Regions from separate parts of the Homo sapiens genome. Here region 1 is linked to region 2. A link is a loop called in an ENCODE intact Hi-C map of the cell type or tissue named here. Cell type or tissue: MCF 10A. All regions are shown on one strand. Each heading gives the region's core, and the rest is flanking DNA. Links, peaks and the distances in the headings are about the cores only. Region 1 overlaps LOC124904179 (a long non-coding RNA gene). Region 2 has its middle 26 kb from the start of DMRTB1.

The links. Hi-C counts contacts between places; a loop is a spot of excess contacts. Peaks named below come from ENCODE experiments on the same cell type or tissue, not always from the same donor. Only the 100,000 strongest peaks of a DNase experiment are listed, where the experiment ranks them.
Region 1: a loop joins it to region 2, with 14 times the contacts of the local background. A loop is called at or near these places in 92 of 110 quality-filtered maps.

The regions. Positions count from the first base shown.
Region 1 is chr1:53,748,455-53,760,385 of GRCh38, reverse strand. It overlaps LOC124904179 (a long non-coding RNA gene), which reads left to right. Exons shown (of 2, transcript XR_007066094.1): 2 at 1,976-2,117. Among named protein-coding and RNA genes, the nearest start is that of GLIS1, 15 kb to the right of the region's middle. In MCF 10A, for the core only: a CTCF peak has its summit at 5,480 (motif pointing right); a DNase peak (open chromatin) is centred at 5,495.
Region 2 is chr1:53,477,591-53,493,707 of GRCh38, reverse strand. No RefSeq gene overlaps it. Among named protein-coding and RNA genes, the nearest start is that of DMRTB1, 26 kb to the right of the region's middle. RefSeq lists an enhancer at 9,261-9,881. In MCF 10A, for the core only: a CTCF peak has its summit at 8,056 (motif pointing left); a DNase peak (open chromatin) is centred at 8,047.

The DNA.
Region 1 (11,931 bases), core at 658-8,657, 270 kb before region 2:
GGCAGGGGTTAGAACAGTTTGGAGGGTTCAGAAGAAGACAGGAAAATGTGGGACAGTTTGGAACTTACTTGAGACTTGTTGAATGGCTTTGCCCAAAATGTTGATAGTGATATGGACGATATAGCCCAGGCTGAGGTGGTCTCAGATGGAAATGAGGAACTTGTTGGGAACTGGAGCAAAAGTGACTCTTCTTATGTTTTAGCAAAGAGACTGGTGGCATTTTGCCCCTGCCTTCGAGATTTGTGAAACTTTGAACTTGAGAGAGATTATTTAGGGTATCTGGTGGAAGAAATTTCTTCTTTTTTTTTTTTCGAGAGGGAGTCTTGCTGTGTTACCCAGGCTGGAGTGCAGTCTCATGATCTCGGCTCACTGCAGCCTTCACCTTCTGGGTTCAAGTGATTTTCCTGCCTCAGCCTCCCAAGTAGCTGGGACTACAGGCACACGCCACCATGCCTGGCTAATTTTTGTAATTTTAGTAGAGACAGGTTTTCACCATATGGGTCTGGCTGGTCTGTAACTCCTGACCGCAGGTGATTCTACCCACCTCGGCCTCCCAAAGTGCTGGGATTACAGGTATGAGCCACCATGCCCAGCCAGTGGAAGAAATGTCTAAGCAGCAAAGCATTCAAGAGGTTACTTGGGTTCTGTTAAAGGCATTCAGTTTTAAAAGGAACACAGAGCATAAAAGTTTGGAAAATTTGCAGCCTGACAATGTGATAGAAAAGAAAATCCCATTTTTTGAGGAGAAATTCTAGCTGGATGGAGAAATGTGCATAATGAGAAGCCAAATGTTAATCCCCAAGACAATGAAGAAAATGTTTCCAGGGCATGTCAGAGATCTTTGTGGCAGCCCCTCCCATCACAGGCCTGGAGATTTAGAAGGAAAAAATGGTTTCGTGAGCCAGGCTTAGGCTCCCTCTGCTATGTGCAGTCTAGGGACTTGGTGCCTGCATCCCAGCTACTCCAGCCATGACTAAACGGGGCCAAGGTACAATGCAAGCTGTTGCTTCAGACAGTGGAAGCCCCAAACCTTGGCAGCTTCCACATGGTGTTAAGCTTGTGGGTGCACAGAAGTCAAGAATTAAGGTTTGGGAATCTCCACCCAGATTTCAGAGGAGGTATGGAAACACCTGGATGCCAAGGCAGAAGGTTGCTGCAGGCGTTGGGCCCTCATGAAGAACCTCTGCTCAGGAAGTGCAGAAGGAAAATGTGGGGTTGGAGGCCCCACACAGAGTCCCTAGTGGGGCACTGCCTAGTGAAGCTGTGAGAAGAGGGCCACAATCCTCTAGACCCCAGAATGGTAGATCCACTGACAGCTTGCACCATGTGCCTGGAAAAGCTGCAGACATTCAGTGCCAGCCTGTGAAAGCAGTCAGGAGGTGGGCTGTACCCTGCAAAGCCACAGGGGTGGAGCTGCCCAAGGCTGGGGGAGCCCACCTTTTGCATCAACGTGACCTGGGTTTGAGACATGGCGTCAAAGGAGACCATTTTGGAGCTTTAAAATTTGACTGCCCCACTGCATTTGGGACTTGCATGAGGCCTTTGTTTCGGCCAATTTCTCCCATTTGGCATGGCTGTATATACCTAATACCTGTACTCCCATTGTATCTTGGAAGTAACTAGCTCACTTTTGATTTTACAGGCTTATAGGTGGAAGGGACTTGCCTTGTCTCAGATGAGACTTTGGACTGTGGACTTTTGAGTTAATACTGAAATGAATTAAGACTTTGGGGGTCTGTTGGGAAGGCATGACTGGTTTTGAAATGTGAAGACATGTGATTTGGGAGGTGCCAGGGGCAGAATGATATGATTTGGCTCTGTATCCCCACCCAAATCTCATCTTGTATCTCCCATAATTCCCATGGGCTGTGGGAGGGACCCAGTGGGAGATAACTGAATCATGGGGGCGGGTCTTTCCTTTGCTGTTCTCGTGATAGTGAATAAGTCTCATGACATCTGATGTCTTTAAAAACAGGAGTTTGCCTGTACAAACTCTCTTCACCTGCCGCCATCCACGTAAGATGTGACTTGCTCCTTCTTGCCTTCTACCATGATTGTGAGGCCTCCCCAGCCACGTGGAACTGTGAGATCTCCATTAAACCTCATTCCTTCGTAAATTGCCCAGTCTCGGGTTTGTCTTTATGAGCAACATGAAAACAGACTAATACACACCCATTACAAAGGCTAAAAATAAAAGGATTGATAATAACGGGTGTTGATGAGGATGTAGAACAACTAAAACTCTCATATAATTGCTGGAAGGAGGGAAAAAATGGGCAATATCTACTAAAGCTAAACATGTGCCTACCCTGTGACCTATCGGTTCTGCTAATTGGTAAATGTCCAAGAGAAATGAGTGCATATGCCCACCAAAAGTCATGTTTACTAGGATGCCTCTAAGCAGGAGTTTTCACAATAGTCCCCAATGAGAGACAATTGAAATGTTCATCAACAGTAGAATAAAGTGTGCTATACTTTTACGGTGCAATGTTACTTAGCAATCAAAAGAATGAACTACTGCTAAATGTAACAATGTGAATGGAGCTCACAGACACTAAGCCAAAGAAGCCAGACACAAAGGAATATCTAATGTATGATGACATTTATATGCATATTGAGAACAGGTGGAATTTAATGGTGATAGAAGTCAAAGTAGTGGTAATGGGGAAGGAGGCAGTATATTGACTTTGTGGAAGGGCATGAGGAAAACTTCTGAGGTGCTGGAAACGTCCATATATTGATTTGAGTTATGGGGGTGTATACATATAAAAATTCATTGAATTGCATGTGCAAAATTTGTGTACTTTATGTATGTTGCTTTGGTAAAAAAAAAATACATAAAAACTGACAGAACAGGCTGGGTGTGGTGGCTCACGCTTGTAATCCCAGCACTTTGGGAGGCCGAGGCGGGCTGATCATTTGAGGTCAGGAGTTCGAGACCAGCCTGGCCATCATGGTGAAACCCCATCTTTACTAAAAATACAAAAATTAGCCCGGTTTGGTGGTGTGCACCTGTAATCCCAGCTACTCGGGAGGCTGAGGCAGAAGAATCACTTGAACCTGGGAGGCAGAAGTTGCAGTGACCCAAGATCACACCACTGCACTCCAGCCTAGGTGACAGACCAAGACTCTGTCTAAATTTAAAAAAAAAAAAGAAGTTATTTTCCACACCTCTTGGTAACTGATAGAAGTAGACTTTGGAAATCAGTAAGGATGTAGAATATCTGAATGACATAGTCAGCACAGTTGACCTATGGGACACATGAGGAGCACTGCACCTAACTACTGGAGTCCAAGCATTCTTTTCAAGCTCATCTTGAACATTTACAATTCTGGTTATATGTTGGTCTATAAAGTAAGTCTCGGTCTCAAAGGATTAACATCATTTAAAATTGTGTCTATAAGGCAATTGAAGTAGAGATCAATTTTAAATGATAATTAGAGCATTCCATATGTTTTGAAAGTAAGGTACATTTTAAATCACCTATGGGTCAAAGGAGAAATCACATAGGTAGAAGTTAGGAAAAAATATTTTTCAATGAGTGATAATAAAAATACGTATTGAGGCCGGATGCAGTGGTTCACACTTATAATCCCAGCACTTTGGGAGACCAAGGCAGGTGGATCACCTGAGGTCAGGAGTTCAAGACCAGCCTGGCCAACGTGGTGAAATCCCATCTCTACTACAAATACAAAAATGTGCTGGGTGGTGGTGACGCTCACCTACTTGGGAGGCTGAGGCAGAAGAATCATTTGAACCTGGGAGGCGGAGGTTGTGGTGAGCCAAGATTGCACCACTGCACTCCAGCCTGGAGGCAGAGTGAGACCTTGTCTCAAAACAAACAAAAAAGAAAGAAATTTGTGAGATATAGCAAAAGCCATGCTTAGAGGGAAATTTATACCCTTAAGTGCATATGTTAGAAAAGAAGAAAGGCTGGATGTCAGTGAGGTAAGTGTCTCAAAAAGCTAGAAAATTGATTTAATCCCTTTAGTTTTTACCACTTTTGTACCTTTCCAATACACATGTCATAATGTATGATTAGTGTGAATTGGCTTGCCCTCTTTTCCAAAGGTCTATGAGTTCTTTGGATTTAGGGATCGTGTCTTTCTCTTTATATCCCTAGTGCCTATTAAAGTACCTTGTACACAGTTGATATTTGTTTGGACTGAATGGAACTCCTCATCATCAGTGTCTTGGAGCTGTTACACACCCAGGGTCTTAGACTTAAGTGTTCACAAAAGCCAGACAATTGATGAGGTGAGTGAGGCCAGCTGGTCAGGGAACAGCATACTGGAGAGCGTGTGGAAGGCTGCTGTTGCTGCTTGGCCCCAGCTGCTGTTGTTGCTATGGGAGAGTGCTGGCCCAGTGTGGCTAGAGCTCCCTATTTGTTTACAAGAACGAGGCCAGGCGGCTCATGCCTTTAATCCCAGGACTTTGGGAGGCCGAGGCTGGAGGACTGCTTGAGCCCAGGAGTTGGAGACCAGCCTGGGCAACATGGCGAAACCTTGTCTCTACAAAAACTACAAAAAGTAGCTGGGAATGGTGGCGTGTGCCTGTAGTCCCAGGTACTCAGGAGGCTGAGGCAGGAGGATCACTTGAGTCTGTGGTGGGGTGGGGTGGGGTGGGGTTGGGGGAGGCAAGGCTGCAGTAAGCCATGTTCACACCGCTGCATTCCAGCCTGGGCAACAGAGTGAGACCCAGTCAAAAAAAAAAATTGCATTTCGATACAAAATCTCCCTTTTTGAAGTGTTGGCAACTAATTAATTCAAAACAAAACAATGAATGTCAAACTAAACTACATAGCCTATTACTGCCAGTTTACAACTTCTGTTTTATTTCCTACCTTAAGAGGTGGGAATGTGTTTTACATCTGAATATTCCAGTCAGTAGTCTCTTGAGCGGCCTCCTCCATCAGGCACACTTCTCCTTGAAGAAAAGACTCCTGACTAGGTCCTAATTGGATTTCTGGGCCCTATCTGTAAGAAGTTTGCAGGGTTTTTAAAGCCTTCTTTGTAGTTGGCTGTTCACCCCAGCTGAATCAGACATGTGCTCCCAGAGATTTTTTTTCCCTCCTTTTGTTGTAACATTCTTAATGATGCGTTCTGACTTTTTCACTCTGTTTTCCTCACATTTGTCACCACTTTTGCTTTTGGATCTTCATGCTGGAAAATCTGAGGCTTACATGGAAGATTGATTTTTAATGCCCCTTGCGTTGTTTTTCTGCTGGAACATTTGCATGCAATTATGACATTTTAAAAATAAGAGACTATGGGGCTTGAAAAAAGAATCTTCTGGGCGGATGAGCAAATGGAAAGACTGGCCTTTAATTCTGTTAACATCCCAATTACATCGTGGTAACCCTTGTGACGATTTCTGTCCCTTGTAATGCAACACCTGGTTTTTGTTCTAGGGACAAGGACCAAGCCTGGCTCACTCAACCCTTGCTCAATCATGGAAGAGGTGATTGGAAGGCTTGTGTTTTCCACTGGCCAGCAGAGGTCACTATTTCAAAGTGGTTAGAGGAAAAGTTGTCTGCTGTCCACACCATTTCTCTTTGGTTTGGGGGAGGTTTTATTCACAGTACTGGTGGGTTATTTTTTTAGTCATACTTCTCTATATTTTCCAAATGTTCTACACAATGAATTATTTGCATATAGTATATTGAAAAGTGCTGATGACTTGAGTAGGCTTCTGTGTGGCTAGTTGCTTATGGAGTGACAGTAACTACTATTTATTGAGCACTTACTATGTGCTGGACCCTGTGTTCCTCATTTTACAGGCATTATCTTTAACAGCAATCTATCCTCCAGGGTCGTTGTGAGGTTACTTCAGAGGAGCTTGAGGGGAGGAGAAGTGAAATGATGTGCCTAAGGATACACAGCTAGAAGAGACAGATTCATATACAGGGAGATATGTCTTCAAAACCAAACTCGAGTTTCTTGAGAGCTATATTTTTTTCCCCCAAAGGAGAACTATTTTAGCAGCTTGAAGCAGCAATCGCCAAAAATGTATGAGAGGAGTATGTATTTTTGAAGCAAAATCTTAGAGATTGACTTTTTTTTTTTTTTTTTTTTTTCAAAATTCAGCCACTATCTGCTTGAAGAAGCTAGGTGTTGCTTCTTGGTCTTCTTTGAAAATGGAACCTGGGGTGTTCTGTCAGGCTTTGCTCCTTCTCCAGATGAAAACAAATATTAGGAGTGCGTTGTTTCAAAAAAATGTCCTGAGCTTAAGACCTCTTTAGTGAGTAGAGTTTACTAAGAGATTTATTATTTCAGTTTACAAGGCCAACTGAAAACCTCTTAACTTGAAAAGATATAGACTGTTTGTGAATGAAAAGATAAATCTGTTTTAGTGGACTTTTATTTGTATTTTAAAATTAACCACCAGGATTTTCCATAAAGCTAGAGTGTTAAGAGAAGACAATTGTGTTCGTCACTGGACAATGAGTGGTCAATTTGACCCTCCTCTTCTCACTGAGGAGGTGATATGAGAATAGTAAGAAAAGGCTTTGGCCAGGCACAGTGGCTCACGCCTATAATCCCAGCACTTTGGGAGGCTGAGGCGGGCGGATCATGAGGTCAGGAGTTTGAGACCAGCCCGGCCAACATGGTGAAACGCTGTCTCTACTAAAAATACAAAAATTAGCTGGGCATGGTGGCGGGCGCCTGTAATCCCAGCTACTTGGGAGGCTGAGGCAGGAGAATTGCTTGAAACTGGGAGGAGGAGGTTGCCGTGAGCCGAGATTAGACCAGTGCACTCCAGCCTGGGTGAAAGAGTGAAACTCCGTCTCAAAAAAAATAAAAAAGAAAAAAAAAGGAAAAGAAAAGGCTTTATATTTGGGGGGCTGCCACAAAAGACATTGGATTCTGGAGTCTTACAAACTTGTCTGGTGTACTGCTCTCCATTATTCCTATTTCAAAATGTTTAATGTCTTGTGGTTGTTATTAACGATATAATGACTATTAGAATAGAAAACCTTATTGCCTTTTAGATCTTCTCAGTTAACTGATAAGAAGAAGCTGGCTTATCTTTGTTGTCAGCAAATATTTAGCAAGCTTTCACAGGGATAGCAAGCGGCTCCAATAGTAATATTTGTGCATGGAGCAAATGCACCTGGATTCCAATTAGAGGCAAAGTGACATAGTTAAAAGGGCACAGACTTAGCATTCATTTACTCATTCATTCAATCATTCATATGTATGCTAGGCCTAGGGTGCTAGACACTATTCTGGGTGCTGGGAACACAACAGTCAACAACACAAATGAGCTTACCCTTCTAGTGGGTGGAGAGAGAATGAATATAAACAAATGCAATGTGGTGGTGAGTGCACTGAGGAACAAGTAGACAGTAAATAGTAGAGTGGCTTTCCATTTTATTTGTATTTTTATTTTTTGAGACAGGGTCTCACTCTGTTGCCCAGGCTGGAGTGCAGTGGTGTGATCACAGCATGATCATAGCTCACTGCAGCCTCCATCTCCTGGGCTCAGGCGATCCTCCTGCTTCAGCTTCTTGAATGGCTGGGACTACAGTCACATGCTACTACACCCAGCTAATTTTTTGTAGAGATGGAGTCTCACCATGTTGCCCAGGCTGGTCTCAAACTCCTGGGCCCAAGTGATCCTCTCACCTTGGCCTCCCAAAGTGTTGGGATTACAGGCATGAGCCACCGCACCTGGCTGGTTTTCCATTTCAGATAGGGTGGTCCAGGAAGGTCCCCCGATAAAATGATGTTTGGGCAGAGACCTGAATGAGGTAAGGGAGAGAATATGTAGGTACCTGAGGGGTGAGTTCCAAAACACAGAACGGTCCCAAGGCAGGCATATACCTGATAAGTTCAAGGGATAGCAAAGAGGGCAGGGTGGCCAGGCGCAGTGGATGAGGTGGAGTGTGGTAATGTGAACAAGATGGGGGCCAGGACAAGCTCACTCAGGCCAGGTAGGCTACAGGAAGGACCTTGCTCCCGCTTCGAGTCAGGGACAGCCATTGGGAAGTTCTGAGCAAAGGAGTAAGATGTGTTGAATTACCTTTAAGAAATAATTTAGTCTGACTGTTCTGTGGAAAAGAGACTGGAGACCGTGGGTGGCAGGCAAGAATGAAAGAAGGTTAGGAGACCACTGCTGTAACCAGATGAGAGAGGATGGTGGCTGGGCCCAGGGTGAGATGCAGACAGATTTGATCTATTTTGAAGGAAGAGGTGACAAGCACTGCTGGTGGAATGGTTGTGGAGTGTGAAAGAGAAAGTCGCTAGTATTGACTCCAAGGTTTTTGGCCTGAGCAGCTGGTAGAATGGAACTGCCATTTAGTGAGATGGAGGAAGCAAGATGGGTTAGTTAAGTCTGGCTGCATGTAAATGAAAACTCAGAATAATGGTGATTTAAGTGACACAGTTATTTTTTTTTTCTCACATAAAAGAAGATCCAGAAATAGGCTGTCCAGAATGGCTATGGTGACTCCCTGAGGTTATCAGGGATTCAGGCTCATTCTAGCTCTCCACGTAGCCAGCCCCAAGGTGTGGTCCTGACTCTTGTGGTCCCACATGGCTCCTGGAACCACAGCCTTCATGCCTTCCTTCCAGGCAACAGGAAGAAGGAAGGGGAGGGAAAATAGCATCCTCCCTCCCTTTTAGGAACACTTCCTGAAAGTGCACATACTTAACGCTTAGCATCTCATTGGCCAAAGTGGTCCCATGGCCACATCTGGTTGCAAGGGAGTCTAGGAAATGTCTTTTAGAGGTTGATTGTAACCCATTAATAGAATTGGGGTTCTGCTACTGGAGAAAAATGAAAGGATGAATATAAAGGTAGGCTTCCAGCTGTCTCTGAGAGTTGGGTTTCGGAAATAATGAGTTCTAGTCTTATCTCTGGCACTATCTAGCTCTGTGAACTTCAGCTAAGATTTCACATCACTTATCTATTTCGACTGAAAAATCAAAGAATTGGACTGAATGATTTTGAAGTTCCCTTCTAACTGTAACATTGCATGAGTGTTTGAATTTGGGATGCAGTAAGGTAAGTTTGGTTTCATAAAAGAAATAAAATGTCTTTGAAGAGCGGATTATGCGAGATGTCTATTAAACGTCTTAAAACTGATTTTTTAATTGAAAAATTCATTTCAAACTTATTCATGAATACAATTCCATTCCTCTATTTATTAAAATGCTTTCTGGATACAGGTCTAGATGACTTTAATATGTGCCTGGAAAACAGCATAGGAATTACATAATACTAGTGTGTACTGGATGAGTCTTCTGTTTATTTTATAAGAAACATTTTAAATAAAAATAATCAACTATTCTGTTCCTTACTCCATATATGCATTTGGTTCAGCCTCATTTACCAACTTGTTGATCTGTTGAATCAATTTTGTACATGGGTTCATATCCACAAATTGCTGAACATGTTCGATACACATACAAAGTCCCTGCCTTCAAGGGGTCTGCAGTTTATTAGTGGGAATACAGTAAATACACAAATGGGTAAGTAACACAGCAGAGAATAGGTGCTCTGAGAAGGGCAATGACTCCACAGTTCACAGGAAGGAGTTATGGTGAAGGCTTTGTGCTTTTGGTGTTTGGTTGGGAGGGGAAGCCTTAAGTGGAGAAGGGGCCACTTGGAGATCTGGGTGGGCTGGGATGGGAGTGGTCAGCCAGGAAGGCATTCTAGGGGAAAGGAGAGGAAGGGACAGGTGACAGAGAATGGTCCAGATCAGCTGGAGATGAGGTGTGGTAGTGTGGTGGAAAGATGGTGGTATTTAGGGTCAAGCCTGACTCTGCCACTTGCTGGTTCTGAGGTCTTGAGCAAGTCACTTAGCCTCCTTGGGATCTCACTTCCACATCTGTAATAGGAAACAATACTACCCTGTTCATACGACTGTCCTGTGTATTGCTGTATGTACACAGCATTGTCTGCATTAATGTATGGAAAAGCACCTGCCACAGGGCCTGGGACTGTGTGCTTCCATAATAAGTAACAGGCCCTTCCTTACATATCTATAGCAAATATTGTCCGTTATAATTGTTTAAGCTATCAGATCTTATTGTCCTCATTAGCAGCATTTGACATGCATATTATAGTAAGTCTGATTCTGTTTCTCTATAAAGACAGTGATGAGCTGAGAGCCAATGAAAGTTTCTCTAGAAAAGCCATTGCAGCGATGAGCATGAGGAAGAGATATAGCTTAATGACTTGGTAATGGTGATGTTGACTTTGCTTCTGGAAACCACCACTGAGGACTAAGAATGCCTTGGGCCTCCCAGGGGAGGTTCCAAACCCTAAAACTGCTATTTTCCTAGATGCCCAGACATTGCTTCCCTTCACTCCCATCACCCAGGTGTATTAAGTTTGCCTCCTAAATAAAGCTATGTCCCAGCCACTTCTCCTGGAGTCCAGGCTCCTCATCTTTGGGACTTCTGACTGTGCATTCAGCACCTACTCTTGCCTCTTTCTTAGCCCATTTCCCACATGACACTGGAATGCTACTTTCTTTTTACTTTTCTTTCTTTCTTTCTTTCTTTTTTTTTTGAGACAGGGTCTCGCTCTGCTGCCCAGGCTGAAGTGCAGTGGCACAATCACGGCTCACTGCAGCTTTGACTTCCTGGGCTCCAGCAATCCTCCCACCTCAGCATCCCGAGTGGCTGAGACCACAGGTGTGTGTCACCACACCTGGCTAAATTTTTAAATCTTTTGTAAAGACAGGGTTTCACCATGTTGCTCAGGCTGGTCTCGAACTCCGGGGCTCAACTAATCCTCCCATCTGGGCCTCCCAAAGTGGTAGGATTACAGTTGTGAGCCACTGCACCTGGCCTTTTCTTTCTTCCTTCCTTCCTTTTCTTTCTTTCTTTCTTTCTCTCTCTCTCTCTCTCCTTTCTTCCTTCCTTCCTTCCTTTTCTTTCTTTCTTTCTTGAGATGAGGTCTCGTCCTGTCACCCAGGCTGGAGTGCAGTAGTAGGATCAAAGCTTACTTACTGTAGCCTTGAACTCCTGGGCTCAAGCAATCCTCCTGCCTCAGTCTCCTGACTAGCTGGGACTACAAGTGCATGCCACGACACCTGGCTACATTTTTTCATCATTTTTTGAGACAGAGTCTCACTATGTTGCCCAGGCTGGTCTTGAACTGCTGGTCTTAAGTGACCCTCCCACCTCAGCCTCCCAAGTAGGTAAGATTACAGGCATTGGCCACCGTACCTGGCTTGGAATGGTATTTTCAGAACAGATCTGATCATCAGTCTCCAGGTAAAATCCTTCATTCCTTTAGCATCCAGACCTTGCCCTTCCTCAGTCTCATCTGATGCCCTCCTGCCCTTCACTCTGTGGCTCCAGTCACACTGCCCTTCTTTTGCTGCCTGGAAGTGATCTTAGTTCCTTTAGTTTCAGGGCTTTCGGACATCGTCCTCTATCTAGCTGGAAAGCTTTCCCTCAATGCCACAACCAGTAACTTCTCCTCCTCACAGAGTCTAGTTTATTTTTTAAATTTTTATTTGTTTATTTATTTTTGAGACAGAGTCTCGCTCTGTCAGCCAGGCCAGAGTGCAGTGGCATGATCTCGGCGCACTGCAACCTCTGCTGCCCGGGTTCAAGCAATTTTCCTGCTTCAGCCTCCCGAGTAGCTGGGACTACAGGACCCGCCACCACGCCTGGCTAATTTTTGTATTTTTAATAGAGACGGGGTTTCGCCATGTTGGCCAGGCTGGTCTCAAACTCCTGACCTTGTGAACTGCCCGCCTTGGCCTCCCAAAGTGCTGGGATTACAGGTGTGAGCCACCGTGCCCAGCCGTAGAGTCTAGTTTAATGATCACCTCCACAGGAAAGCCTTCCTGGACCCCATAGATGGGGTCAGGCCTCCAGTCCCCTTCCTCATTTCCCACCCTCTCATAGCATGGAGCATTCTCCCTTAGGGTCTTATCATTTGTGATGATGCATTCATTTGTATGA
Region 2 (16,117 bases), core at 3,642-11,641:
ACGAAGAAAGAAAAAAAGAAAAAGAAAAACATCTTTGTGCCCTTGGATTAGGCATTGATTTCTTAAATATAACTCCAAAAGCACCACCACCAACAACAAAGATAAACTGAATTCCATTAAAATTAAATTTTTTTGTACTAAAAGGACATCATCAAAAAAGTGAAAAGACAATCCACAGAATGGGAGAAAATATACGTAACATATATCAGATAAGGGAATTATAGCCGGAATATATTAAGAACTTTTACATCTCAGTAATAAAAGGACAACCCAATGTTGAAAGAAGAAAGATGATTTACAAATGGCAAATAGCACATGAAAAGATGCTCAGCGTCATGAACCATCATGGAAATGCAAGTCAAAATCGCAGTGGGATGCACTTCATAACCGCTGGGATGGCCATCATCAAACGGTCAGATACTAAGCACTGTTGGTGAGAATGTGGAGAAATCAGAACCCTTATACGCAGCGGGGGAGAATGTAAATTCTCTGCGCTGTGGTAGAAAATAACTTGGCAGCTCCTAAAGAAAGTTAAATACAGTTACCATATGACCCAGCCATTCTATTCTTAGGTGGAATAAAAAACCCAAGAGGAATTAAAACATATGTTCACACCAACTCTTGTATACAAATGTTTAAAGTAGCACAATTCATAATAGCCAAAAGGTGGAAACAATCCAAATCTTCATCAACAGATGAATAAACAAAATGTGGTCTATCCGCTCAACGGAATATTATGCGGTAAGGAAAAGACACGAAGCACTGACACGTGCTACGGCACGGATGAGCCTGGGAGACGTTATGCTCACTGGAAAAAGCCAGTCTCAAAAGGCCACATACTGTACGACTCCTTTTATATGAAGAATCTGAACAGGCAAATCTATAGTGACAGAAAGCAGATTCCTTGTGGCCCAGGAATGGTGGCTTGAGGGAAATGGTGAGTAATTGCTAATAGGCATGGGGTTTTTTTGGGGGGATGATGAAAATGATCTAAAATTGGTTGTGATGAAGTTGCATAATTCTGTAAATATAGCCAAAACCATCAAATTGTATATTTTAGATGGATGAATTTTATGGCATGCAAATTATATCTCAATAAAGCCATTATTATTATTATTCTATTTTTTATCTTTTTGGAGACAGAGTCTCACTCTGTCACCCAGGCTGGAGTGCAGTGGCATGATCTTGGGTCATTGCAACCTCTGCCTACCAGGTTCAAGCCATTCTCATGCCTCAGCCTCCAGAGTAGTTGCGATTACAGGCGCTCACCACTGCACCCGGCCAATTTTTTGTATTTTTAGCAGAGACACGGTTTCATCATGTTGGCCCAGGCTGGTCTTGAACTCCTGACCTCAAGTCATCCGCCCACCTTGGCCTCCCAACATGGTAGGATTACAGGCATGAGCCACCGCGCCTGGCCAAAGCCATTATTATTATTTATTTTTATTTTTATTTTTAGAGATGGAGTCTCACTCTGTTGCCCACAATGGAGTGCATTGGCACAATCTCGGCTCACTGCAACCTCTGCCTCCTGGGTTCAAGCAATTCTCCTGCCTCAGCCTCCAGAGTAGCTGGGACTACAGGCACACACCATCATGCCCAACTAATTTTTGTATTTTTAGTAGAGACAGGGTTTCACCATGTTGGGTGGGCTGGTTTCAAACTCCTGACCTCAAGTAATCTGCCTGCCTCAGCCTCCCAAAGTGCTGGGATTACAGGCATGAGCCACAGTGCCCAGCCACATTAGTTTTTAAAAAGAGTCTGTAGGCTGAATTGTTGCTTACAAACTTCTTTTTTTTTTGGAGATGGAGTTTCACTCTCGTTGCCCAGGCTGGAGTGCAATGGCGCAATCTTGGCTCACTGCAACCTCCACCTCCCAGGTTCAAGCAATTCTCCTGCCTCAGCCTCCCACATAGCTAAGACTACAAGCATGCTAATTTTGTATTTTTAGTAGAGACAGGGTTTCACCATGTTGGTCAGGCTGGTCTCAAACTCCTGACCTCAGGTGATCCACCTGCCTCGGCCTCCCAAAGTGATGGGATTACAGGCGTGAGCCACCGTGCCCGGCCCAAATTTTTTTATTTTTATTTTTTTGAAACAGAGTCTCGCTTTGTCACCTGGGCTGGAGTGCAGTGGCACAATCTTGGCTCATTGCAACCTCCACCTCCTAGACTCAAGTGGTTCTCCAGTCTCAGCCTCCTGAGTAGCTGGGACTACAGGCATGTGCCATCTGGCTAATTTTTGTATTTTTTTGTAGAGACAGGGTTTCGCCATGTTGCCCAAGCTGGTCTTGAACTCCTGGGCTCAAAGTAATATGCCCACCTTTATCTCCTGGAGTGCTAGGATTACAGGCGTAAGCCACCATGCCTGGCCTTCTTAATGATGATAGAATCCAAGCAGTCTAAATAAGTGACTATCTTGGTGGTGGCAGCAGATGACTAATCTATCATTTTCTCTACTGGCACTGCAGTTCTCATCAGGATGCAACCCTGTCCCTTGCTTGGCCAGTTGTCACCTCAGAGATACATAACTACGAACAGGTGAGGCACTAATGAGAGGAAAGCCACCCTTCTCAAGTGAAACAGGAGTGGCCAGGAAGAGTGTGCATTCCAGGCACAGGCGGAAGCGAACCTTTTCTGCAGATCAAAACCACTGAAGGAAGAGGCCACCTTGGAAAGGTGCTCCCACAGACGCCAGGGAGGATAGAAGGTGAGTGGGGGCTTCCGCCACAGCCCGGGAGCCTGGCTCATTTTTGTTTCACAGGCACGCTCTCTCCCAACATGTTTTGCTCCTTTTCCAGGGGAACAGCCCATGCAAAAGTGTGGAAATGAGAGGGTGAGCCCTGGTGAGCAGAACACAGGGTAGTTCGGGCCAGTGGAGCAGGGTTGGGGGAGGGCAAGAGGGAGGCTGGAGAGGTCAGTGTACCACGACTGCCCAGGGGGCTGACTCCTGCAGAGAGGTCTGGATGGGCTCGTAGGGTGCCCCTGGACAAGTCACCCCCATCTCTGAGCCCATTCCACATCTGTAACTTCCTTCCTAGTGTGATAGTAAGAATCCCATGAGATAATACATTGTAACATGCTTAACGGGGCTCTTGGAATAGAGAATGTGCTGGATAAATATTAGCTGTTATAATAATGATGATGTTTCTTTGGCTTCCCCAGATTGCCTGATGTGAGCAAAGTGTAACTGAAATGGCAGAGACAGACTGGACATAAGTGTTTATCTCATCTCCTTCTAAACCCCATTAAGGTGATGATAAAGAAATAAAAGGAGCTGTCAGAACAGGAGAGGCGCTGATGGGAGATGGGAGCCAGCAGGAAGTGGAGCCTGGGCTGGTGGCAGAAGCAGCTGGAGACTGCCGAGGGGCACTGCCAGACATGGGCAGGGTCTCCCACAGAGCCCAGAAACACCCAGGACTCAGAGGCACCAAGTCCTGAGGAAGGTGGGAGACAGGGTGGAGTAAAAAGAGGGGACTGGGTTGGTTGACAGTCAGTGTAGGAGCTATTAGACTCCCTGGGGCCCCCCGAAAACCAAGCAGCTAGTCCTCCCTCCGCCACTCACATCCCACTCCCAGAAGACCAGTAGATGATGGTTTATCCTTCACAGAAACTGGACCAGAGGGGATTCTGATGCAGAAACACCAAGTGGCTATTTGGACAGGAAGGTGGAGATGCTTCTCTGGAAAAACTGGCCTCTAGAAATGGGCATTTTGAGCCCACCCCAAGAAGCTGACTTGCCCCTAGGTCACCCCAGTGAAGCTCATAGTCAACAAGCCTCACCCGTCCAATCAGGCTCACAGAGCTTCCCATTGGCTTTTTAGTGCCTCACTCTTATACCAGTCATCTACCAAGGATCACCAGGAACAAACAAACAAACAAAAGCTGGGGGAAACAGAGATAATGCAGGCAGCAGAAAAAAACCAAAACCAACAAACAGAAAAGATAACCAAAATTAAAGCTCTGATAGAAAGTTTGAAGGTAAGAGAGTAAGCACATAAATGAAAAATAGGGAAAAATTAATGAGAAGGTTTGAATATCAATCCAGGAAGTTGGTATCTGACCAATAAAAATTCCCGGCTGGGCGCAGTGGCTCGCACCTGTAATCCCAGCACTTTGGGAGGCCAAGGTGGGTGGATCACGAGGTCAGGAGTTCAAGACCAGCCTTGCCAAGATGGTAAAGCCCCATCTCTACTAAAAATACAAAAATTAGCCAGGCTTGGTGGCGGACACCTGTAATCCTAGCTACTTGAGAGGCTGAGGTAGGAGAATCGCTTGAACCTGGGAGATGGAGCTTGCAGTGAGCCAAGATCATGCCACTGCACTCCAGCCTGGGTGACAGAGCAAGACTCCATTTCAAAAAAAAAAAAGTTCCGGAAAGGGGGAAAAGAGAACATGGAGGAAAGAACGTTATCAAAGAAGCAACAGAAGAAAAATGTTGAAGACCAAGGGATATAAGCCACCAGCTTGACAGGGCTCACTGAGTGCCCAGTGCTACAGATTAAAAGGGCCCGTGCCAAGACATGGCATTCGAAAAGTTCTGAAGAGCAGGGATGAAGGAGGGATCCTAAAAGGAGAAGGAGGAGGAAAAAAAGAAAGCCTCTTACAAAAATATGAAACAGTATCTCATCACATTTCTCAAAGCAACACTGGGAGATAGAAAACTGTAGAGCAAAAGACTTAAAATTTTTCAATGAAAGCAATTTTTAATCCAGGATTCTATGCCCAGCTGAACTATTAATCAAGGGTGAGCATAGAATAAGGAATTTTCAGACGTGCGAAAACTACAAAAAAAAATTGTTTTCTTTTTTTTTTTTTGAGACAGGGTCTTACTCTGTCACCCAGGCTGGAGTGCAGTGGTGTGATCTCGGCTCACTGCAGCCTCCACCTCCCAGGCTCATGAACCTCCCACCTTGGCCTCCCCAGTAGCTGGGACTACAGGCGTGCACCACCACACAATTTTTGTTTTGTTTTGTTTTTTTAGAGACAGGGTTTCACCATGCTGCCCAAGCTGGTCTCAAATTGCTGAGCTCAAGTGATCCACTCGCCTGGCCTCCCAAAGTACTGGGATTATGGGTATTAGCCACCGCGCACTGCCAAAAAGAAGTATTTTCTAAATTTTTTTTCAAAAAGTTATCAGAGGAAAGCTCTCCTAAACTGAGGGAATAAGCCAAGACCTCTTGCAAACAAGGATCCCAGTGCAGGAGAGTGGCAAGCAGAGTCCAAGTGGACAGCTGGGTTGTAGGAAGTGGAGGGCTGGTCCAGGGCTAGCAGAGCCAGATGCTTGGATGCATTGGTGGGTATGAGAGTGATGTGAGAGGTGCTGGACGTCGCTATTAGAAGGTCTGGGGAAGAATTAGCAATAGAAACGTAGACAGCTAGGCCAGTGAGAAAACAGGCAATTATTAATTCCAGAAAACGGTAAAAGCATGAGGAAAAGAAACTAATCAGATTACAGTACTTGGATTAGTAAATATTTACATAATCATGACAACATAAATCCAGAATATCGATTTAGTGAAAACGTATGTGCTCTGACTACCAGGAGCTGGGGAAGAGGAAGTGTGGGAGCGTCGGGAGAAAGGCAGGTTCCCACTGCCCTGCCCAGGAAGCCCATAGAAATGTCTCTCGGAGGAGCGAGAAACAGCGATTTTTTGTTTGTTTGTTTTAGACGGAGTCTCACTCTGTTGCCCAGGCTGGAGTGCAGTGGCGCAATCTCGGCTCACTGCAAGCTCTGCCTCCCGGGTTCACGCCATTCTCCTGCCTCAGCCTCCTGAGTAGCTGGGACTACAGGCGCCCGCCACCACACCTCACTATTTTTTATATTTTTAGTAGAGACGGGGGAAACAGCGTTTTTAACATGCTGGACTGAGGTATGAAAGGGAAGACAGAAGCAGCTTGAGGACTTGAGCAGCTGCCTCTGGAAAGTGGAACTGGGTTGGAACTGGTTGAGATGGGGATAATTTGAGGACTGTTGGTTTTCTTTCTTGGCCAATAGTTCCATTAGATTTTTTGAAACAATGTGTTTATATTACTTTAGGAAAAATAAACATGAATGATCAGTAGGTATAATTAATCCATCCTGGCAGAGAAGACACGGAGGCTCAACAAGTCTAAGGGACTCGCACAAGACCCTGGCGTGGCCACGTCAGGATGGTGCCAGAGCCCTCCACTGCCAGGTCACTCTTGGTGCCAGTGACCAGAAGCATGATGGCAGGAAGGATGAACACTGGAACCTTACCACGCTGACTCTCAAGAGGCAAGTCCGCTTGACCCTCCAACCCTGGAAGAACAGCTTTTAAAAAGTTCCATCCATTTACAGTATGGCTGGTGAAGTCAGCTGAGTTCAGAAGAAATGTATGACCATAATTTTTATTTATTTGATCCAAAAGCTTTACTTTCAAAGAGAGGGATAAATATGAGACCAGGGGAAATTCTTCTCAATCATCATGAATTCCCAGGCCACAAAGCAGGGAGGACAATTTCCATAATATTCCACCTTATTCTGTACATGTTTCCAGGCAGCCTTTGATGCTGCAGCTTAGAAAGCAGCCCAGAGCCTCTTGCTCTAAAACAAATCAGCAGCTCCCCGCCTCCCCTTCCCCACCGCCTCCCCTTCCCCACTGCCTCCATCCCCACCCATTTCCACCAAATTTTGCAACCTCAGCTCCCACCCACCCCACTCCATTGCCTCCTTCCCAACCTGCATTCCAGTGGGGACAGCTTGACACTAGAGTGTGGTGTTCGGGGGGTGCCAGGGCTCCTGCCAGGAGTGGGTTCACAGAGTTCACCAGCCATGGGAGTCCTCAGGATGGTGGGAGACTTTCAAGTAAAAGGACAGTTGCAGAGCGGTGTGAGACACGCCCAGGCTCTCCCAGCCCCAGTTTAAGGTTCAAAGGCCTTGGTGAGGGCTCTGCCCCTCTGTACCTGAGCCCTGGCCCTCCTCCTGTCACTCAGCCTTCTCCCTGGCCCTGCTCTTTTCAGCCTTGCCTCTTGCTTCCAGGCCTTTGTCCGTGCTGTTCCTTCTGTCCGGAGCACTCTTCCTTCAAGCTTCCCAGGTGCAATGATCACATTGCACTCATTGCTTGCTGTAGGTGAGTGTCTCCCCTCTAGCCTGCGAGTCTCTCGGAGGCTGGACTGGTTGTAAATTCTCTCTGAGCACCCTGGGCACAGCAAGGGCCCCCCATGGGTTGATGCCTGTTAAACAAAGGAAGAAAGGGATAAATGTGACTTTGGGGCTCGGCAGCAGCAGTCCAGCCTCGTGCCCTTAACAAGCTACCTTCATCTATAGAGTGGCTTCTCATAGGGTTGTCTCACACCCAACCCTGCCTTCAGATCCACTTGGGGCAAGTACTCCAAATGCAGATTCCTGGCCTCCCCACAGAGCATCTAACATTGGAAGCCCCTGCACCAGGGCTGCATTTGGACTCAGTGCTCTTTCTGTGAGGAGACCGCCTTCTACTGGGCTGGTTTGTGTATCTGCAGCTCCTAACCCTGGTCCCGTGTGGTTTCTGACTGGGTACTCGCAGCAAATAGAGAAGAAACAGCCCACCCTAGCCCCAGAGCCCAGAGTGCAGCCTTCCCTGCAGCGGGGATTTTCAGGCAGGTGAGCGTGAAAGCATGCAGTGGCCTGTGCCTCAGTTTCCTCACCAACATAGTCCTGGTGACTTCCCACGTGCTTGTGGAGGTCGGGCTGGTGAATAAATATCCTCGGAGCTGGGAGGCGTCCTTACAGGCAAGAGCACTCACGGGGCCCCACGGGGCATGGGTGGGGCCGGGCAGGGAGGCATAGGCCCCGTGGGCCCTCTCTCAGCCCGTGCCTCCCATCCACCCCTCCACTTCCACACCACCTGGGTGAGGAGGGCACCACCACGGACCAACGGAAATGGGGGCCTAGAGGGCACTGGCAGGACTGGCCGCAAGTCTCTGATGGAGGACAGGAGAGACCCTGCTTCATGGAAACTCAAAATTGTCATCGCAGCTCACATCCCCTTGGAAACACATTGAGTAAAGACGAGAGCGTCCCAGTCTCCGCTTGGAGGAGGGCTTGGGCTAGGTCCTGGCGCCCCCTCGCGGCCACTCCTTTGCCTTCCCCACAAGCCCCTGGCCATAAATAAACCAAGTCGTCAGGGAAGATTGGAACCCAAAGAACCTTGGAGGCTGCTGATCCCCGCTGGCCCCCACAGACCCCTTCCCTCGTCTCTTCCTCCCTATTTCTGTCCTCCTGGTGATAGCCTAATTTGTAAAGGATGTGTTGACACTCACTTGTCTCTTACCACCTCACGATCACTCCAATACCCTTCTTGTTCTCTTTAGTGCCACTCTCAGCCCACTACTCGGAACCCAGGCCTCTCCCGCCTGTCCCGGCTTTCTTTCCATCCCCCGGCTGCCTCCTTTTCAGGCTTCCGTCCCTGTCCGCAGGCACCCTGCCCCTTAGGACTGCACACCACATCTGCGCGGACAGCATCCGCTCTCCATCCCCAGTGCAGGGTGCCCTCCTGAGCTCAGCCCCAGGAAGCTGCCCCCCACCCCTTCTGCAGCTTCTCACAGACATTCCTGCTCAGCACCCCAAAACCCTTCTCCTACTTTCCCATCTCAGCACATCACCCACTTAGGCCAGAGATCCGGGTGCTGTCCTGATTCTTGGCTGAGACTCCCCTAAGAAGGGGTCTCACAGGCTCCAAATGGCACCTGGGTCTCCAGAGCCAGCTCAGCAGACAGCACATCTCATCCCTGTTAGCTGGCTGCATACACTGGGTGTGCTGAGTCTCCCGGAGGTAGAGGCGAGTGGGACAAAGTGAAACTGCGTCCTCCTGACCAACAGACAGGGATGGGAGCTGGCCCGGCCCAGGCCCGGCATGGCCTCACCATACACTGTGCCTGCGCTCCCTGGACTCCAGGCCTCCGAAGATGCTGTTCCTTCTGCCTGGGACACCCTTCTGTACAATACTAATGCCTTCTTGCTCCTTGACACCAAGCCCGTGTGTCACTTTTTGGGAAGCATTCACTGATGCCCAGGCTGGTAGCCTCTAAGGCATGATCCCGTGCGACCTGGCCCCTGCCTCTCAGCCCTGGGGAGTTTCTATTAGCTCCTCAAATATGAAAACCTTGTTCCCGCCTGAGAGCCTTTACACATGCCACTTTTTCTGCTGGGACCCACCTCTGTCTACCCTGTCCCTTGTTTCCACCAAGGAAAGCTTCCCTGCCTCTTCCAGCAGATCAGGGTCCTCCCATGTCCCCCAGACCCAGTCTCCCTGAATCTCAGTGCTGCTCCTCGGGGGTCAGTCTGCACACATCTGTCTCCTATAGAAATAACGATAACCCTTCCCAGCACCTGCTCTCCCACTGAGGCCTAAGCACTTTGCATACATTCATCCTTTATCACATGTCATAACCCCATCGTTACCCTTGTTTACAGATGGGGAAGTGAGGTCCTATGTCCTCCATCCAAAGCCTGAGTCGAGCACACGATCTGTGCCGGGGAGGGCTTCCCGACCCAGAGCTCTGACAGAACAGACGCCTCCAAATCTTGTTTAAATGGAAAGCAGCCTCGGGGCCGTTCCCACCACTGCCAGCCCTGGATGAAGGCCGGGCAGCCCCTTTCATGCTCTTTATTCTTTTGAACAAATTGTGAGTTTTACAGGATATCCAAGGCCTGTGGTGGCAAACACATGTTCCCATGGTGAGAACCATTGGACCTGCTGGGCACAGGGCTGTGAGTGCAGCTGAATGGCCACCCAGGCCCCTCCTGCCCCTGCTCTGCTGCACCTGGGCCCCCTTGAGCAGGGCCACATCCTAGCTGCCCCATTGGCCACTTCAGAGAGAGGACACAGCTCCCCTACCCCACCCTGGTGTCCCCTTCACACCCCTGGCTCCCACACTCACGGGCCTGACCCCCTCCCACCTCTGCAGAGGCTGCAGCCTCACAGCAGCCCAGGAAAGGGCACTGCTATCATTCCACTCGCAGAGAAGCCAGCTTAGAGAAGGGGAGGTAACTTGCCTGAGGTCACACAGCTGGGTCGGGAAGAAGCTGCGAATTAGAACTCAGGTCTCCTGGCTGCAAAGCTGATGCTCCCCACAACAGCATCATCTATGCCACCAAGGCCAAGAAAGCAGAAAGGTCTGTGTCCCTTGTGCCCTTCGCGTTGCCCTGCATTTACACTGAAAAAGCTGGAAGCGCTTGGAGGCAGAGATGCTGCATTCCAGGCCTGGCTCTGCTCCTCGGGAAGTCACTCACCTCCCCAGGCCTTGGTTTCCCCTTCTGAAAACAAGGAGGATGAACCTGCGCTGTGTAGCCCCCATGCTTCAAAGAACGCAGCCTGGCTGAGTGGCCTCAGGCACTGTCACCTTTCCCGGGTCACACCGCTCTGGATGGTGCCTGTTAGTAAGAAGGTTCTCCACATCCTCCTTCCACCACTTTTGCAGGTAGCCCTCAGGAGCATCCATAACAGCTGAGGATGTTTTAATCTAACGTGCATTCTCCAGCCACAACTTTGATTTTCAAAATAAAGTAACAAGTGCCCCCTAAAAACTGTGAAACTATATAGACTCAAAACGAGCAACCCCCTCTTTTCTGAGGGCCATATTTGGGGAGAACCTCTTGCCTCATATTGAAGCACATGTAGTAGCTGCCCTTCCTCAAGGGCCTAGGGGAGTGCTCTGGCTGCCGGAGGCCTCCTCTGGGGCTTGGATCCTAACACACTTTGAAGCCTGGGGCGTGTTCGGACCTGCTTGGCATGACATTCAAGGCCCTTCCGGCATCTGTTCTCCAACCGCTTCCAGCGCATCTCTTGCCCCACCCTCTCACCCTGTGCTCCAGCCACATCTGCTGGAGTCCCTCCCTTAGCCCCCCAGGAATACTTTGCCCTCAAGGGGACAGATGTTTGGAGGGGAGGGCTACAGAGCCCAGTGGGTTGGGGCAGGCATCTGAGAAGATGCCATCAAGCTGAACCAGAATGAGGACGAGCCAGGCAAGGAGAGCATTCCTGGGAGAGGAAACGGTAGGAGCAAAGGCCCAAGGTGGGGACGAGCTCAAAGGAATGGAGAAAGGCCAGTGTGGCTGGCATGCGGGGGGTGAGAGAAAGGAAGGGGAGTAGCAGGTGTGGGGAGAGGTGGACCAACAAGGACCTGGGCAGTGACATCCACAGCAGCCCTGCTCCCCGCAGCGTAACCTGCATGCCCACATGCCAGAGGAAGAGCACGAGAACCCCAGGATGCCCCCAGAGTACCCTGTAGCAGAGAAGGCAGCAGCACACAACACCACACCATGGGTGAATGTGAGCAACGTCATATTCAGTGAGGAAGCCTCGCCCCAAAGACTACATCCTAAAACAGCTGTTCAAAAGACCATCTAGGCATACACATGGATGCAATGAAATCCAACAAGCAAAGCAAGTGCAGGAGGCAAAGGGATTCCGGGTTCTGGCTGCTGAGGCCGGAGAGGTGAGAGTCAATGGGGGTCCGCTGGCTGGAGGTCAGATACTGTCCGGGCCTGGATTTTTGTCTGGAGCAATGGATTCATGGGTGCTTATCACATTATTAAAAACAAACAAACAAACAAGTGAAGGTGTCCTGGACCAATGATGAGTGTCTCTCATGTACCAACCTGGTGGGGGCCAGATGGCTCCAAATCTCAAGGCCCAGGCCAAGGGTCAGGGGGTTATTTGAAGAGCAGTAGAGGCCATTGGTGGGTTGGGGGCAGGGGACTGACCTGATGCGTGTCGTGTGGGGGTGGTTACTCTCCCTCTGCAGGTCACAAGCAGATGCAGCCTCCACCCTGCTCCGTGTGCAGGGGGCTGACCCCCACAGACAGCATCTCCTGGGCTCCTGCACTCTCTGGCTTCCAGTAGGAGACCAGCAGGCAGGAGGTAACAGAATTTGGAATTCTCCTCTGAAAGGTACATGGCTATACCTTGTACCATCTGCCAGTAGATAAGAGGCATGGTGCTGGCAGGACCTCTGGATTTCCGAGGATGCGTACACCACACCTGGGAGTGCGGCTCTGACCTACTTCCTGGGAAACTGGTGAGGCTGCCAGTTTTGGAGGGGCTCCAAGTAAGAAAGGGCTGTGCATTAGGTCTGGCTACAGTGCGAGCTGCCCTGACACACAGACCTTGTGACCCAGCAGATCCAAGGGAGCGTGGAATGTCTTAGGCAGGTTGGGTGGCAGGTGGGAGTGACGTGCCCCCAGTGTCACAGCACAGAGCCCTCTGCCTTGGAGCCCTGATGCTCTACTCATCAGCTGCTCTTCCGCATTAGAAAGGCAGCTGAGTCTGGCTACTGGCCCTGGTAGAGACCGACCTCTATGGCCATGGGACGCCCAACAGCTGTGTCCCGAGCCGCTGGCTAGATGTCTTCCTGTTGCGCACCCACCCCTGCCCCTAATTTCTCTCCCTTCTCCTCCCTTGCTCTGTGCCCCAGGAGGCTGACCTGTGGGGAGTGCATCAAGGGGCTTTGGGGCTCTCTGGCTTCTGGTTAGGCTCAGCATTGAGGAGCCATAGCAGGAGACTGGAGGGTGGGGGAGAGAGAGTCTTTCTGCTCCCAGCGCCCTTCCTGTAGGCTGTCCCTTGATGGGAGTCACAGCTGACTTCTCTACGGCACTCTCTCTTCCCAGGGTCCACCAACTGTCCCATCCCCGCACCCCTCCAGGCTTAATGGTAAGGGCGCTCTCTAGGTACCGCGCTACCCCTCGTTCCCCATTTCCTGTCAAATCTTTTTATTAGTTCCTTTATTAAGTCTCCTTAAATTGTCTTAGTTTGAATGTACTATCCGTTTCCTGCTGTATGATGATACAAGTGCACGTCATAAACCAGGTGTGCAGTCAGAATTCTAACATGGCCCCAAGAGCCCGCCCCCTGGCGTACATGGCCATAGACTTCCCTCCCCTTGTGTCTAAATATGATGGGACAGTCAGTTCTACAATTACATTATATAAAACTATCATAGCAGACTGGAGATTGTCCTGGCTTTGAAGAAGAAGTTGCCTGTGTTGAGAAGGCCACGTGGCTAGGACAAGAGCGGGAGTTAAGAGTGAGTTCCAACTGGCAGCCAGCAAGAAAACAGGACTTCATTCCTACAATTGTAAGGAACTGAATTCTGCCAACAACCTGTATGAACCTGGAAGAGGACCTTGAGCCTCAGATGAGATTGCTGTTTTGGCCAACACATTGATTTCAGCCTGGTGAGACCCTGGGCAGAGAACTCAGTTATGCTGCTACCCAGTTTCTGACCTACAGAAACTGTGAGCTAGTAAATAGGTGTTTTAAGCCACTGCATTTGTACCAATTTATGGCAATAGAAAATTGATACACTAGGTTTCATCTGCTCCTCCAAATCATAGAGTTGGGTGTGAGCAGCCTTGGTGAAAGGAGACCCTCTATGAGCAGCAGCACTCAGCATGCAGCATTCTTAGCATTTAATGGAAACACATGCACAAAATTGGGCTGGAACAGGTCCAGAAGTTACAAGTAAATTATATGAACACCTGGCCTAGGTTCCTTCAAAACCTGCTGCTGCTTCTTTGCCATGTCTTTTGTGAAATCCCCTTTGACCAGTTAACAGAAGAGAAACCTCTGGAAGCTTGGCTTAGAAATGGGTGTGCATGGTATGCCAGCACTAGCCAGAAGCATGGAGGCTGCATGACAGCTCCACTCAGGGACTATCCCAAAAGACAGTGGCAAAAGGAGATCCTCCTGTGGGCAGAGAACTTCAACTGGTTCCTTCAATTGCTCACTTCATGGAAGGAAAGACAGGCTGAGGTATGGATTTGCATCAATGCATGGGCAGGGATTTACGGGTGCTCAAGGAATGGGAAAAAATGAGATTGGAAAATTGGTTATAAGGAGGTAGGTATGTAGCTAGACCTCTCAAAACAGGCATACCAGCACTTTGGGAGGCCGAGGTGGGAGGATCACCTGAGGCCAGGAGTTCAAGACCAGCCTGGGCAACATAGCATATGTTGTAGAGACTCTGTCTCTACAAAAATAAAGAATATATAAAAATTTTAAAATTAAAAAAAAATTGTAAGGCACAGTATGGGAAGATATTCATGTCCCACATAAATGCCCACCAGGAGACAACCACTGCAGAGGAGGCTCTCAATAACTAGGTAAACAAGAGGACCCATCCTGTGGGTATCAGTTAATCCCTTTGCCCAGCTAGTCCTGTCCTTGCTCAAAGGGCTCATGAACTAAGTGACCATCAAAGCCAGTGTCTTAGTCTGCCTGGGCTTCCATAACAAAATACTACAGGCTGCATGGCTTACACAACAGAAATGTTTTCCTCACAGTTCTGAGGGCTGGGAAGTCCAAGATCAAGGTGTGAGCAAGGTGTGTGCACATGGGGGTGGGATGGGGAAGGGAGGGAGGGAGAGAGAGAGAGAGGGAGACAGAGAGAGAGAGAGAGAAAGAGAATGCACTCTGGTGTCTTTTTTATTTTGAGACAGTGTCCTTCTTTGAGACAGAGTCTTGCTCTGTTGCCTAGGCTGGAGTGCAATGGTGTGATCACGGCTCACTGCAGCCTTGACCTCTCAGGCTCAAGAGATCCTCCCACCTCAGTCTACTGAGTAGCTGGGACTACAGCCATGCTACCATGCCTGGCTAATTTTCTTATTTTTTATTTTTTGTAGAGATGGGGTCTTGCCATGTTGCCCAGGATGGTCTTTAGCTCTTGGGCTCAAGTGATCTGCCCTCCTCAGCTTCCCAAAGTGCTGGGATTATAGGCATGAGCCACCCTACCCAGCTGCCTTTTCTTTTAAGGACCCTAATCCTATTGGATCAGGGCCCCGCTCCTATAACCTCATTTAATCTTAATTAGTTTCTTAGAGTAATCTTGGCCCCATCTCCAAATACAGGCACTGTAAGTTAGGCCTTCAACACATGAATTTGGTGAGGGAGACATAAGTATTCAGTGCATAACCATAGGGAGAGGGGCCTTTCACAGGCGCAACAACAGGGACTTTTTTCACCAAAGCCAATTTGCCTACTGCTGCTGAGATCCCAGGCTGCCAATCACATAGACCAATGTTGCCCACTTGGCCATCCCTCAGGAAACCACGGTGATGGCAAGTTGATTACATGGAACAGTCTCCATCAGGAGGGGTGCTGAAATTCATCCCCAGGGAATCTGGACAGAGATTTGCCTTCTCTACTGGATGCTTCTGCCAGTAATGCCATCTGTGGCCATATGGAATGCCTTACCCATTGCCACACTGCAGTGCCTCCAACCCAGCAACTCAATGGATAGTGAGAGAAGGATGGCCACAGGCTTGCACCTAGTAGCTAGTCTGAGGGATGGTGGAATGGCCTGCTGAAGCTTCTGCTGCGGAGCCAGCGGGGAGGCAGCACACTGTGAGGCAGGGCCCTGTCCTGGAGGCCGGTGGCGTCCTTAGCCAGGGACCAGTACACGGTGCTGTCTCCCACCAGGAGTGTCCCCAGTCCTTCTTTTCTTAATAACAACTTCATTGAGATATAATTCACACGTCATATAAATTTCCTTTTTTAAGTAGCCAATGTGATGGGTTTTAGTACATTCACAGAGTTATGCACCCATCACCACAGCCCCCTCATTCTTGTACCTTAATAACCCACTTATGGAATTCTTGTTTCCCATCTCTGCAACATAACAGATAATGTTGGAGCTCTGCCCAGATTTCCCTCGGATTCTTTTTTCCCATTTTTGGGCCTCCTGGTTTTGGTGTATTTTTGTTTCTAACAGCCACACGTGAGGCTCTTTTTCAGAGAACATCCCTTGGACTCCCAGAGCCTGCCTGGCACACTGGCTCAGGCAGCTGGAGGTGGCTGGGAATTTACTTCACCGCTGGGGCAGCCCTTAACCATGGAGGGAGTCAGAGGCTGACAGCCAGCTGCCCCGCCTCATGTCCACCTAACTCCCAGGGGACACATACATGCCAGCGCTCCCATGTGCTCAGGCTCGGGCTGAGGCTTGCCTGAACTTGGGCCCTTCCTGGGGTTCTTCCCCTTCCCTGTCCTTCCCCTTCTCCCTGACTGGTCTCCCCTGGGAGTGCTTTCTTAATAAGTCACAGGTGCATGAAACCTCATTTTGGACTCTGGTTTTGAGGAAGCTGAACTAAGCAGGTTTGGAGGTCCTACTCCTCAAAG